2 separate regions of the Homo sapiens genome follow, and region 2 is linked to region 1. A link is a loop called in an ENCODE intact Hi-C map of the cell type or tissue named here. Cell type or tissue: PC-3. All regions are shown on one strand. Links, peaks and the distances in the headings refer to the core of each region. The heading gives the core; the rest is flanking DNA.

Region 1 (7,555 bases), core at 1,423-5,422:
AATAATTTGAGATGAAGTTATGATGATAATGTCTAAAACAATTGAAAGCAAAAGTACTTATCTTTGGGGCATGGGTGTCCAAGAATGGGGAGATGTCTAGAAAGAGACTTATTTTGTATCCTTCTGTGCTGCTTGGATTTTTTTTAATAGTGTGCATGTAGTGTTTTTATAATTTAAAAAGCAATTTTTAATCATCAGTAATTTTTCTGTTAGGGAAGAAAACAGCTGAAGCATGAAGTTTATGGAAATTTTTTCTAGAAGCTTAATAGATGTCAATAACAAAGCATTGCTGAAAATAATGAATTTTTGAATTATGAAATGTCTTTAAGTTTTTCTCAAATTGCAAATCTCCCTGAGGGTGTTCCTCCAAGTCCTACTTATCAGACATACTACTAAGTTTAAATTATAAAATTCTTACCTGTAATTGAAGCCAGCTGCAACCTTTTTGACAAGGACTAATTGCCGATAATGATTTAAGTGCTGCAAATTCACATGCCACAATTGTTTTAAATAGGGGAACCTCTCACAGCTTTCTCTGAAAAGAACTGTTAATCTTTGCTGCTGACTTATCAAATCCTTCAGTCACCTGTTTGCCATCATTTTCACGAGCTGATAACGTGTTTATTCGAGTCCTAATGTGCAGGTGGAGGAATAAAGGTCTCATTTGATGGCACTGGAATTTCATCTAACATTTCCACATGGAAAGAGCTGGCACAAGCCTCAGGTTTGGCTTAGCAGAGAAAGACAATAAAGGCATGTATTTTTTTTTTAATTTGAAGCAAATGAAAAGTGAGCATTTATTTAATGTCAATAACTTTAGATGACAGAGCTGGGTAAAAGCCATGACCTGTAATGTCCCTTTAGCCTGCTGCAAATCAAGGATCCCTGGTGCTGAACAACAGCCAGGGGGCTGCTACTGGGGATGGCTCCTCCTCGCCCCGCCTCCCTGTCTCCTTTCACTGCATCTGATCTTTTCTTCTCTTCCTCAGCATTGTATCAGTTCCCCTTGGCTGCTCATTGCTGGTTTTGGAGGCACTAAATTGTTACAACCTCTGCTTGTTGGGTAAGGAGGAGTTTGGCAGCATATATTCAAAAGTTAACACAACCTTTCTCTTTGCAATTCTACCACTAAGGATTTATCTAAAGAAAATAATGGATCGGCCTGGCTCGGTGGCTCACTACTGTAATCCCAGCACTTTGGGAGGCCGAGGTGGGCTGATCACCTGAGGTCGGGAGTTCGAGACCAGCCTGACCAACAAGGAGAAACCCTGTCTCTACTAAAAATACAAAATTAGCCAGGCATGGTGGTACATGCCTGTAATCCCAGCTATTCAGGAGGCTGAGGCAGGAGAATTGCTTGAAACCGGGAGGTGGAAGTTGCAGTGAGCTGAGATCGTGCCATTGCACTCCAGCCTGGACAACAAGAGCAAAACTCTGTCTCAAAAAAAAAAAGAAAAAGAAAATAAGAATGGATCATGTGCAAATTTCTAGCTGCAATGATTTCAATTAGAGTATTTTTTATAATGCTGGGACACTGGGAACAATCTAAAGGGTCAGCCATAGGGGGCTGGTCTGATGCCTGAGAGCTCAGACACGGGAAGGATGTGCATCCACTCAGGATATCTGGGCTCCATGGCCTGGAAAACTGTTGCCAGAAAGGGGTCCCAATCCAGACCCCAAGAGAGGGGGATCTCGTGTAAGAAAAAATTTGAGGCGAGTCCATAAAGTAAAGCAAACGCAAGTTTATTTAAAAAGTAAAGGAATAAAAGAAGGGTGGGATATGTAAGGGAACTCCATAGGCAGAGCAGCCCGAGGGCTGCTGGTTGCCCATTTTTATGGTTATTTCTTGATGATATGCTAAACAAGGGGTGGATTATTCATGCCTCCCCTTTTTGGACCAGATAGGGTAACTTCCTGACATTGCCACGGCATTTGTAAACTGTCATGGCGCTGGTGGGAGTGTAGCAGTGAGGACGACCAGAGATCACTCTCATCACCATCTTGGTTTTGGTGCGTTTTGGCCAGCTTCTTTACTGCAACTTGTTTTATCAGCAAGGTCTTTGTGACCTGTATCTTGTGCCAAATTCCTATCTCATCCTGTGACTTAGAATGCCTTAACCTTCTGGGAATGCAGCCCAGTATGTCTCAGCCACATTTTACCCAGCTCCTATTCAAGATGGAGTTGCTCTGGTTCAAACACCTCTGACACTTACAAAGGTATGACCTTTAGCCAATTGCTTAAGCACTGTCAGGCTCAAATTCCTCCTCTGTCAAATGGGAACAACAGCACCTAGCTCACCTGATCACTGGGGAATTAAAAGGTCTCAGGAACACAAAACACTCCACATAGTGCCTGGTCTGTTGTCAATATTTGATAAATGCCACTTAATGATAATAGTGATTATAATAAGGCTAGCAGTAATATTAAACCATAACAATCATGTTGAAGGGGAAGATGGACTGAGGGAAAGAAATATCCCTGTGGGAATTCAAGTCAGGAAACAAAAAAGTAGCTGTTCTTGAGCTCGTTCAAGTAATACATGCAAAATAAAAGACAAATTATCAAAGTAAAAGGTTAATGGGGATTATTCCTGAGTGGTAGAATTATGCTGATTTTCTTTTCTTTTGGATTCTCTGTATGTAAAACTTTCTACAAAGAAAGTATTTTACTTTACTAATTAAGAGATAATTTTTTTTTTTAATTCCTCCCTTAGGTGACCGCAGTTCACAGAATTTCAGAACCGGAAGACACTTTAAGTACCATCTACTCCAACCTCATCACTCTACTGATGAAGAACCAGAGCATCCAGAATGGAGTGCTGTCCCCACTGGATCCTGCAGGGAAGGACCCCCAGAGCCCAGGGGTCCCCACAGCCTCACAATGTAATTGGAATTAGACTCAAGGCACAGTCATCTGGGCATCTCCAAGGACTAGATCTTGGTTCTCTCCTTTTATCCCAGATATGTGTCATAGTGCCTGGCACATGGTAGGATGGCAGTAAATATTTGTTGAATGAATACACATATGAATATGAGTCACTTGTGCTCCCATAAGCGTTAGAAGACAAGCAAACAGCTCTGAAAGCAGCAGTTAGTCTCCTGGGGGTATCTGAGAAAGCTTCCTAGGAAGGAAATAGCAAAATCAGGTCCCAGAAGGTGAGTTCAAGTGAGTTCTGTCAGAAGCGTCTGAACCAGAGTGACTCCATCTTGAATACAGGCTGGGTAAAGTGAGGCTGAGACCTGCTGGGCTGCATTCCCAGAAGGTTAGGCATTCTAAGTCACAGGATGAGACAGAAGGGTGGCACAAGACACAAGTCACAAAGACCCCACTGATAAAACAGGATGTGGTAAAGAAGCTGGCCGAAACCCACCAAAACCAAGACAGTCATCCTCAATGCTCATTATATGCCATTATAAAGCATCGCATGCTAAAAGACACTCCCACCAGTGCCATGACCATTTACAAATGCCATGGCAATGTCTGGAAGTTACCCTACATGGTCCAAAGGGAAGAGGAACCCTCAGTTTCAGGAAATCCCCACCACTTTCCAGGAAAACTCACCAACAATCCATTGTTTCCCATATGATCAAGAAATAACTATTAAAATCGCCAACCAGCAGCCCTCAGGGCTACTCTGTCTAGGGTACTCCATTCTTTTATTTCTTTGCTTCTCTGATAAACTGCTTTCACTTTACTCTGTGGACTTGCCCCAAATTATTTCTTGCATAGGATCCAAGAACCCTCTCTTGGGGTCTAGATCAGGACCCCTTTCCGGTAACAGTTCCAGACCAAGCAAACAGCCATGGAATGAAAACACACTTGGAGTTTGGGGAAGAGGCTACCATCCTCATCTGGCAAAACCTAAGGTCTGTGCAGGAAAAGGTGCATGCAAAGAAGCAGGAAAGGAGAAGTGGCCAGAATGGACTTCCATTCTTTCATTTATTTCTAGGCCACCTTCCAGGCCAGCTGGTTATTTGTGAGAATGACATAAAATACATTGCTAATAGCTGAAAATGGTTTAATGTTTTTGTTTTTTTTCTGTGCAGGTAACATTTTCATTTTCACCCCCAGGGCCTCTCTGACTTCACCCCTCCTCAGGAGAGAATTGCAGGTAATTAGGGCTGTCAGCGGGAGGGATCTCAGGGTGGGATCAAATCACCTCCCCTGACAGCTGACTTCCCCACCTGCCAACAGCCCACCAGGGAGACCATAAAAGATAACCCCACACACGCCCTGCCAGCAAGCACCCAACCCAGCCCAGTCCCACCCTCTCCAACAAACATGCTCCGGGGGACAATTTTATGATGGATTTTTTTCATTTAAAGCTAATCACATTATCCATTTCATCTGCTCTTCTGTACCTCTTACAATTAAAGAGAGGTTGAAAGAGATTTAAAAAAAAATACAGCCACTGATTTCCCAAGACTTGATTTTTCACCTCTAGTCCCCGTTCGTAAGCGCTTAAGACGTTACACTTTGTTCTGCTGGAACCCATTATTTCCCTGGGAGACTCGATGTCTGCTTTGATAGGAGCAATTTATCACCCTGGCGAAATCATGCTACTGTTTGGAAGGCAGGACCAGGATTTATGAATCCTTTTTTACTGAGAATGAATTTAATTCCCAGGGGTGGAAGTGGTATTAAAAGATTCAGCCTGCTGCACCTGTGGCATCTGAGAAGGTGGCTTCCAATATGAGTGGCACGTTCACCCCTGTCCTGTGCTATGAAAGCCTTCACCTTCCTAATGGAGGAACCTTGATGAGGGCATGAAATTCAATTCAGTTGGGTGTGAAACAATGGTTGTACTTAATAATGAATTCAAAGCAATAGAATTGACTTGCACAGCATTTTTACTCTATTTTTAGAGTGTATGAGTTTTTAAACTATTATTTATTGAAGATACTTTTTCAAAATATCCATTTTTAAAAATTTTTAAAGCACCAAGCCAAATTATTGATCTATTGGGGCCAATTCCTTCTTGCAATTTATAGTGTCCAGTTTCCTTCCATGTGTTATAGCCCAGGTAAGACGCCACAGGGAGCACACTGGAATCACCTGGGGAGCTTGACAAGCTATTGATGCCTGGATCCAACTCCAAAAGGGTTTAAGACAATGTCTAGGTACAGTCTCAGCATCAGGAATTTTGTTTAAGCTTCCCAGGTGATTCTAATGTATTATCGAGTTTGAGAACCACTGCTCTAAGATAATAAGTTTGGTATTTTTGAAACGAGCATAGCAGTTTCAAATTAAACATCCTTCCTGCAAATGGTCATCAATTTTAAATGAACCAAGCATGACTTCCTACACTATTTCATTGATCTAGTTGGTAACTGGAGAAATATGTCTTACATCATCATGAACAAATGTACAGTTTCCATAATGAATTGTCTTTACTGTCCTTGAGCTTGTGTGCAAGTCAACAATTCTTGCTAACAGCGGTACTTTTGCTCTATGGATTATTTCCAACCCATCAAACAACTTCCTTGCATGACTTCAATCTCATGCATTACTATTGGATATTAATTCATTGTGCCCAATAATGGTCACTCTTTTGTGCCCGCACCTCTACCCATATTCTCTGCTCCTCACTCATCGCCCACCCACCCATCCATCTAACCTTCCTCCACTCCGCCCTTTGTTTGGCACTGGTATTACAATGACGAATGAGACAGTCCCTGCCTCAAAGGAGCTCACAATCTGGTGCGGAAAGCAGACAAGTCAACAGAAACCATAGGAAAGCACGCCTATGCCATGCAAGAAGTGAGCTGAGGGTCGCAGGGAGCACCAAGAGGGGCCTCTCATGCTGCAGGGGGCAGGGAAGACGGCCGTCCCCATCACAAGAAGTACTGCCATTTGCACAGTGTCACTTTTTGTGTCACTGAACTCTTAAATTATTTATTGATTGTCAGTGTATAACACAGGGATAGAGAGATGCCCACAATAGGTATGTATTACCTGATTCTCTTTGCATCTTTATTCAGTCTTTCCTTGGAACTAAATAAGTATATGCATTCAACAATTAGGTTAATGGTCCCCGTCTTCTTTGGCACTAGAGACCAGTTTTGTGGAAGACAATATTTCACAGACCAAGGTGAGGGGGATGGTTTTGGCATGATTCAAGCACATTACATTTATTGTACACTTTATTTCTACTATTATTACATACCTATTATAATGTAGAATCAGTGGGAGCCCTGAGCTTGTTTTCCTGCAACTAGACAGTCCCATATGGGGGTGACGGGAGGCAGTGACAGATCATCAGGCATTAGATTCTCATAAGGAGCAGGCAACCTAGATCCCTCACAGGTGCAGTTCACAATAGGGTCCGTGCTCCTATGAGAATCTAATGCCATGCTGATGTGACGGGAGGTGGAGCTCAGGGAATGCTCACTCATCCACCACTCACTTCTGCTGTATGGCCCAGTTCCTAACAGCCCACAGACTCATACCAGTCACTGGCCCGAGGTTGGGGACCCCTAAATTAGGACATTAGTGAAAATAGGGAATATCAGGATTTGTGCACCTTCTGATTTAAACATGTTTCTTTGTTTGGGGGTGACGTATGTACCAAAGACTCTTCGTTTTGGTCTGGCTGGTTCCATGGTTCTTTTGAAAGTACAAAGCTTATACCCAGGCACACATGGCCACACCAGGAAGGCCGCGTGCTTACTGGCTGTCATCAGGGTCAAGAATGCTGTGATCTTCCTGGGGCTTCCTTTATAAACATCATTGACACTGGGGATTTCTTCACATCAGAAGGTCAGCACATGATAAAGCATGTGCCTATTTTAAGACCAAATGCAGGACACTGGAGAACAGAAGATAAACACGAATATCAAGAGCTCCTAGACAGTCACCTAGGAGAAATGCCACCATGGAGACTCGGGACAGCATAGGACAAAGTCACCATGTCCACATACTTGAAGGAGCTGAATAAAAAGTCAACACAAAATGGGATATAAATTAAATGAAAGGATCATGGGAGGGTCAGTCACATCAACAAGGGGCCCGGGGCTCACGGCATGTTTGCCTTTCTCTATTTCAAAGGAATTTGGGGTCTGATTTTAATGTTATGATCTCACAAAGTTGGAACTGTAAGGGATATTAGAGATAATTGACCCAATATTAACTTATAAATGGGGAAACTGAGGCCCGGAGAGGCAGATCCATGGCTGAGGCTGTGCTTGGAGCAAAGGTCAGAGACAGGAACTGAAACACTCAGATGCTTCATTGCCAGCCCAGACCTGGCACCATCATCACAAAAGGTCGACCTAAAACCCCTCCCGTGACCAAGACCTCTACTTCCCAGTGCCACAATGACAGCAAACCCATTGGTGGTTAACTCAGACATCAGCTGCAAATCTTGGCCTCCAGATTTGTAGAAGAAACATGGTTTCTCTATTTTCACGATGACAAATTTCATCTCAGAGTCTCGTTAAGCTCCCAGAGCACCTGGTGCCAAGACAAGGGGGTGCCGCAGTGGGAAGGCATGGAGGGAGCATCTGTGGTCCTGGCCCTTGGTCACTATCATCTATCAGTGGATATATTTTTGTT
Region 2 (7,555 bases), core at 2,094-6,093, 160 kb after region 1:
AATGAAAGTCATTTATTTACCTTTGTATCTAACTGTCCTTCACTTTATTCCAGAAAATTCTCAGGGAACCCTTGTACACATGCTTTACTAGGATGCTGGAAATGGGGTTTATTCCTTTAAAAACATTTTTGACAATTTATTCTGAGAAAATTATCATGCACTCATTGCTGTACTGCTACTATTTTCTAAATGGGAATAGCATAAATGTCCAATAATAAGGGATTTAAAAAATAATAGATACCCAAACAATGGAATATTGTGCTACCAATCAAACTTATGTTGTAGGAGAATAATGACATCAGAAAATGTTTCTGATATATTAAATGAAGTAAATTACAAAATCGATTTTAAAGATTAGTTTCTGTTTTTTAAAAGGTATATATTTTTAATTTTAATTCCTTAATATTTTTCTTTTATATATAATAAATGTTAATTCAAAATGGAAAAAGTGTTCCAGAGCTGAGCCTGATAATTTAAGAATAAAAATATCCAAGGGTTAAGAGCTAAAACTATAAAATTTTTGAAAGAAAACATAGTTGTAAATCTTTATAACCTTGGATTAGGAAACAACAGACATGTGACAACTAAAGAAAAAATATTAGATAAACTGGAAAGAGAAAAGACATGGAAGAAAATTTTTTCAAATCATATTTCTGATAAGGGCCTAATATCCCAAATCTATAAAGAACTCTTAAAATTCAACAATAAAAAGACAACAAATCCAATTCAAAAATGGGCAAAGGATTTGAATAGACATGGTTCCAAAGCTGTACAAACAGTCAACAAGTGCATGAATAAATGCCCACCGTCATTAGTTATTAAAGGAATATAAAGCAAAAACCACAAGGAGATACCCCTTCACACCCGTTAGGACCACTTAAAGAAAGAAAGATATGGTCTATCTTGTAATTGTCTGACAAGTTTAGTTAAGGAAGATGTGGAGAAACTAGATCCCTCCTGCATTTCTAGTGAGAACGGAAAATGATGCAGCCACTTACCAAACCAGTTTAGCAGTTCCTCAAAAAGTTAAACATAATGTTACCATTTGACTCAGCAATTCCACTGCTAGGTATGTACCCAAGAGAACTGAAAACATATGTCCTCCTCTTGTGAAATTCCACCATGGTGTACCATGGCCAGGGCCAGAAAGTGCAAAGGGTTATGGTGCAGCCCATCAACCTCATCTTCAGATACTTACAAAATAGATCACGGATTCAAGTGTAGCTCTATGAGCAAGTGAATATGAGGATAGAAGGCTGTATCATTGGTTTTGATGAGTATATGAACCTTGTATTAGATTATGCGAAGAGATTCATTCTAAAACAAAGTCAAGAAAACAACTGGGTCGGCTCATGCTAAAAGGAGATAATATTCCTCTGCTGCAAAGTGTCTCCAACTAGAAATGATCAATGAAGTGAGAAATTGTTGAGAAGGATACAGTTTGTTTTTAGATGTCCAATATGAACATTTATTCATATTGTTTTGATTACCCTTATGTTATTACAAGATGGCAATAAATGCTGTGGGATTGTTTGTACTAAAAAAAAAAAAGAAAGAAAAAAGAAAACATATGTCCTCCCAAAATTTGGTACAAGAATGTTTATGACAGCATGATTTATAACAGTCAAAAAGGGAAGGAGGGCTGGGCGTGGTGGCTCACGCCTGTAATCCTAGCATTTTGGAAGGCCAAGGTGGTGGATCACCTGAGGTCAGGAGTTTGAGACCAGCCCGGCCAACATGATGAACCCCCCCACCTCTACTAAAAACACAAAAATTAGCCGGGCTTGGTGGTGGGCACCTGTAATCCAAGATGCTTGGGAGGCTGAGGCAGGAGAATCGCTTGAACCTGGGAGGCAGAGGTTGCAGTGAGCCAAGATGGCGCCCATGCACTCCAGCCTGGGGACCAGAGTGAGACTCTGTCTAAAAATTAATAAAAATAAAAAAGAGAAGCAACCCAAAAGTCCACTAACTGATGAGTTAATAAATAAAACATGATATATCCATATCTATACCATGGAATATTATTTGCCAATAAAAAGAAAGAATAATTAACGCATGCTACAACATAAACAAATCATGGAAACATTATGCTCAGTGCAAGAAGCCAGACACTAAAGGTGTGCATTATACTCTTTCATTTGTAGGAAATACGGCAAATCCGTAAAGACAGAAAGTAGATGATCAGTGGTTGCCAGAGGCTGGGGGAAGAGGGAATGGGAAGTGAATGCTAATGGGTTTCCGGGTTTCTTTTTGAGGCAGCAAAAATGTCCTTGAATTAGATAGTGCTGATGACTGCACACCTTTGTGAATATACTAAAAACCACTGGGCTGTACTTTTTAAAGAGGTGAATTTTATGACATATGAATCATATCTCAATTTTTAAATTATGGCAAATATATACAATAATGCACCACATAACAGTACTTCAGTCAATGTCAGACCACATGTACCATGGCCATCCAATGAGATTATAATGAAGCTGAAAAGTTCCTGTCTCCTGGTGGTGATGCTATAGCTGTCATCATGGCATTAACCCAACACATTACTCACGTGTTTAATGTAAACAAACCTACTGCGCTACCAGTTGTATAAAAATCTAGCACATAGAATTGTGAATAGTACATAATACTTGATAATGATAATAAATGACTATTATCATAATATAGTATGTTGTACTAATTTATGTACTTACTATATGTTTTATCGTTATTTTAGAGTATACTGCTTCCACCTTTTTTTTTTTTTTTTTGAGACGGAGCCTCGCTCTGTCACCCAGACTGGAGGGCAGTGGTGCAATCTCGGCTCCCTGCAACCTCTGCCTCCCAGGTTCAAGCGATTCTCCTGCCTCAGCCTCCCAAGCAGCTGGGATTTTAGGCACCCGCCACCACGCCCAGCTAATTTTTGTGTTTTTACTAGAGAAAGGGTTTCACCAGGTTGGCCAAGTTGGTCTCAAACTCCTGACCTCAGGTGATCCACCCGCCTCGGCCTCCCAAAGTGCTGGGATTACAGGCCTGAGCCACCGCACCCTGCCTCCTTCTACTTATTAAAAAGCAAAAGTTAACTATAAAACAGCCCCAGGCAGGTCCATCAGGAGATATTTCAGAGGAAGGCATTGCTATCATACCAGATGACAGCTCCATGTGTGTTTCTGCCCCTGAAGACCTTCCAGTGGGACAAGATGTGGAGATGCAAGACAGTGATATTAATGATCCTGACCCTGGGTGGGCCTAGGATAATGTGTGTGTGTTTTAGCTTTTAACAAAAAAGTCAAATTTTTAAAAATTTTTAAATAGAAAAAAAACGTATAGAATAAGGATATAAAATATTTTTGTAGAGCTGTACATTGTGTCTGTGTTTTAAGCTGTTATTACAAAAAAGTCAAAAAGTTGAAAAAATAGAAAGTTTATTAAGTAAAAATGTTACAATAAGCTAAGGTTAATTTATTATTGAAGCAAGAAATTTTTTTTTATAAATTTAACATAGCTGAAGTGTACAGTGTTTACAAAGTCTACAGGAATGTACACTAATATCTAAGCCTTCACACTCACTCACCACTCACTCACTCACTCACCCAAAGCAACTTCCAGTCCTGCAAGCTCCATTCACGGTAAGCATCCTAGATGGGTGTACTAGGTTTTCATCTTTTATGCCATATTCTTACTGGACCTTTTCTATATTTATATAAACACTTATTCATACCATTGTGTGACAATTGCCTAAAGTATTCAGCAAAGTGACATGCTGTTCGGGTTTGAAGACAAGGAGCAATAGGCTACACCACATAGCCCAGGTGTGTAGCGGGCTCTGCCAAAGGTGTGTGTGACTGCTCTGGGACGGCCTCACCATGGCATCACCTAATGATGCATTTCTGAGAACGGATCCCCGTCGTTAAGTGATGCTAACTATACTTACGAGTACATTGTGATGAGTCATTATTTACAGGTCATTTTAAACCCAAACAGTGATTTACAGGGACTCTATCTCCTAGAACTTTTGAATTTCCTACAGACAGTCACAAGAAAAACATTAAGATGAACTTAGAGAACAAGCTGAGTGCTTTCTCCTTGCATTTCATAACAAAAGGCAATGTTCATAGGGGGATTTCAGATAGTGTGTTGATTTAGGGAGAAAAATCACATTGCTTGAAGAATTCAAATCAAACTATAGGTTCAAATACTCTACTACCTAATCAGAGATTTCTATTTACACCCAAATAGGAACGGTCAAACCTGAATTATTATTATTATTTATCATAAACCTAAAGTCCCGGCTTGAGTAATTCATAGGCACAAAGTGTGGCAGCTACAGTCGCCTATATGTCCCGCCAGTCACTAAAACAGGCACAGTTCTTCATCCACACGCCATTTCCTCTCTGCCCTTCTTTGTACCAAAGATCACTGTGTCCAAGAAAAGCATTCTCAGGAGGCCCGAAACTGTGCTGTGGGCAGAAAATCAGCTTTCTGAAACCCTGAAGCTACTACATGTTTGCTCTTGGTTGAAACTGTGCTCTGAAACCTCCCCGTAAAAGCTTCCACTGGGCCTGGGCCCTAGAGAAGGTGATAACATGTGGAGGACTGAGGCTTCTTCAGATGAGGGGAAACAGAGTCTGTGCAGGTAGACGACATCTGCTTCTCCCTAAGGCGCTGGGTTCTAACTCACTCTCCCTTCAGTTTAACCCAGAATGAGTCCCAGGAGCGAAGCCCTTGCTCCAGTCATCTTAACACCAAGATGACAGGGGGAAGATCAGAGGTGGGAGAGACAGTCAGGAGCCCTGTCCAAGAAGTGCCCTTGGTAGAGGGTCCTGCAGACCTTGGACCACCCGGGCATGACACCAGTCAGCGCCCCACAGGCAGCTCTAAAGGCCTGTGTTCTCTCTTGGGATGGGCTGAAACTCGTTGCACTGTCACTTTGCACACAGGTCCAAGCTTTATGCTACAAAGCAGCATGCAGACCAAGCCTGCCTCAAGTTCACGTGAAAGTCCCTCAGATTCATGAATACATCAACCCTGTCTAGGCCATTGCTTCAGGGACACTGAGAACAGATGAAACCAGGGGGTAGAGATTAAAAGACACCAAATTCCAACCTTCATCTTCGTCTCTGAGTCTGTCACTTAGGCCCAGAAAGTTAAATTCTCTGTTGCCCACAAACAAAATACTGAGTACCACTTCCTCCCCAGGATTAAGATGAGAAACGCTTTAAGGGAATCCCCGTAAAGCACAAAGCAAATCCATTTTATTTTAAGAGAGAAATTCCTAGCCGGGTGAGTCCAGGTTTTTGAGCCTCACGGCGACAAAGGCACATGGCAATTGCTTTCTCCACGTTTCTCCTCCCACCTTGCAGATGCCAAGCGTGGGATCCTCTCTCTCCCTGTTTAGCCCTTCCTCGTGTTTCCCAAGGAAGGACCTGCTCAAGCCCCACCGGCAATTGCACCTTGCATAGGAATCACCCGCAAAGGGCTTTGAGAAGGGACTCGGGCGGCAATGATGAACAGAGCACGGGGATGAGCCTCACCTCAGACACCCTCGCAGGGACCTCCAGCAAGTTCCTTCTCCCAGGCATCCTCAGTGTCCTCACCTGTGAAAGGAAAAGGCTGGAACCCATGATCGCTGAGGTCCCGTCTGTCTTGATCTCTTCTGCCCAGCTCTGCCTGCTGTTCGTGAACTCCTCAACCAGGTCTTAGAAGTGCTGAATACTTTAAATGGTAAATCATCTTGATTGCTATCAAAAATGGGTTTGGCCGAGCTGAAGCTTATTACTGGTCCCATGAGGAATTGCCTGGCCAAATGAACAATGATACAGCAGCTTTGTTGATTTAGCAAGACATTCTTTTCCTTTATTTCCTGTAAAGAAAAAAAAATGCCATCATAAATTCAACTCCTCTGACTCTGCCGGCCACAAACCACTCATTCCACTGTGAAATGCTTGTTGAAACTATGACGTCGTGTAATTCTGGAGGGAAACTGAGGACACAGCTGGCTACAGAGAAGGCCCCACATCTTGGCCAAACCCATTTTTTATAGCAATCAAGATGATTTACCATTTAAAGTATTCAGCACTTCTAAGTCCTGGTTGAGGAGTTCGCAAACAGCAGGCAGATGATGATACCTCGTGGCTGAGGGTCTAGGGGCTTGCGGCCTCAGGATTGAACTGAGAGTTGTAGCAGAGAGATATGGGGGGGGGAGGGGCGACAGCTCAATGTGGGGGAAACACCCAGATATTAAAGCCAGAAGGACCCAGCCTTCATCTCGATTCTTTGATGGCTAGCGGTGGGGCCCTGAGTACTCAGGGCACATGAGCGGGAATTGCTGCCAGGAGCTCCAGGGCTGCCAGGATGGAAGCTCTTCCATCCTAGGGCCCTATTTCAAAAGTAATTTTAAAAAAAAAAAACCCCAAAGCCAGTATCATGATTGACTGAAATTAATCACATCACTCCAAAGGCATCTTCCACCAACACTGGCCCTCTGTCCTGGTCTGAGAGTGGATAGCGGTGGAGTGATCAAATGACTCAGGTTGGAAGTTGCAGGAAAAACCCCCTGAGTGAGCAGTATGGCCAGGGCGGTGGGTCAAATGAGAGTGGCACTCAGAGCAGAGGCTGTGCACACTTACCCATCCATCATTTATTATTTCTTCATCCAACCACCACTCACTGAGAACTTCGTCTGTGTGAGGCCCTGGGGAACTACAATGAATACAATGTGGCTTTGGTGGTTGAAGCTCACAGATGAAAACAGAATGCTGGTGTGTCTACAAGGAGCCGATCCTCTTACAGATATTGTTTCACTGAATTTTATCATCACTTTGAGGTCCGTGTTATAATCTTCATTTTACATCATGAGGTTGTTGAGAAGCATTTGAGGTTGAATAATTTAAGTCACTGTCTTAGTCAACCTGGGCTGCCATCACGAAATATCACAGCCTGGATGCCTTGAACATCACAACTTCATTTCCTCTCAGTTCCAGTGCCAGCAAATTCAGTGTCTGGTGAGGGCTCTCTTCCTTACTCACAGATGCCACTTTCTTACTGTGTCCTCACGTGGCAGAGAGAAACAGCCAAATCCCTCTCTCCCTCTTTTTATAAGGCCACCAATCCCACTGGATTAGGACCTCTCCCCTATGATTTCATTTGACTCCAATTACCTCCCAGAAACCCGTCTCCAAATATCACCACATTTGGAGTTAGGATGTCAACATAGAAAGCTGAGGGCGGGGGCACAATTCAATCCCTAACAGTCAGTCAGTCAGTCTCAGAACAAGATTTAAAACTGGATGCATCTGCTTCCAAAGCTGGTGTCCGCTCTACTCTACTACCCTACTCTACTCTACTCTACTCTACTGTACTCTACTCTACTCGCTGCCTTCTCCACGCTTACCACTTGCAGGTTATAGACCCCTTGAGAATGATTTGGGGGGACATTCTTGGCCCCCAGCCTTGTGCTGAGTATCACCAGCTCTTTGGGCAGTGCCAACATTTCAGGATCGGTGGGCACCCCCTTCTCACTTGTTGTTGAGGTTGATGTCCTATATTAATTTTAATGATTTTGCCACATTCACCT

What was found. Hi-C counts contacts between places; a loop is a spot of excess contacts. Peaks named below come from ENCODE experiments on the same cell type or tissue, not always from the same donor. Only the 100,000 strongest peaks of a DNase experiment are listed, where the experiment ranks them.
Region 2: a loop joins it to region 1, with 2.4 times the contacts of the local background. A loop is called at or near these places in 1 of 110 quality-filtered maps.

Annotation. Positions count from the first base shown.
Region 1 is chr2:8,444,810-8,452,364 of GRCh38, forward strand. No RefSeq gene overlaps it. Among named protein-coding and RNA genes, the nearest start is that of LINC00299, 120 kb to the left of the region's middle. RefSeq lists an enhancer at 2,291-3,490. In PC-3, for the core only: no CTCF peak of the experiment used is centred there; DNase peaks (open chromatin) are centred at 2,122 and 3,032; H3K27ac peaks cover 2,222 bases.
Region 2 is chr2:8,601,960-8,609,514 of GRCh38, forward strand. LOC105373411 (a long non-coding RNA gene) reads right to left here. Exons shown (of 3, transcript XR_001739274.1): 2 at 5,514-5,842. It also overlaps the pseudogene SNRPEP5. Among named protein-coding and RNA genes, the nearest start is that of LINC01814, 22 kb to the left of the region's middle. In PC-3, for the core only: no CTCF peak of the experiment used is centred there; DNase peaks (open chromatin) are centred at 2,512, 3,822 and 5,842; H3K27ac peaks cover 1,940 bases.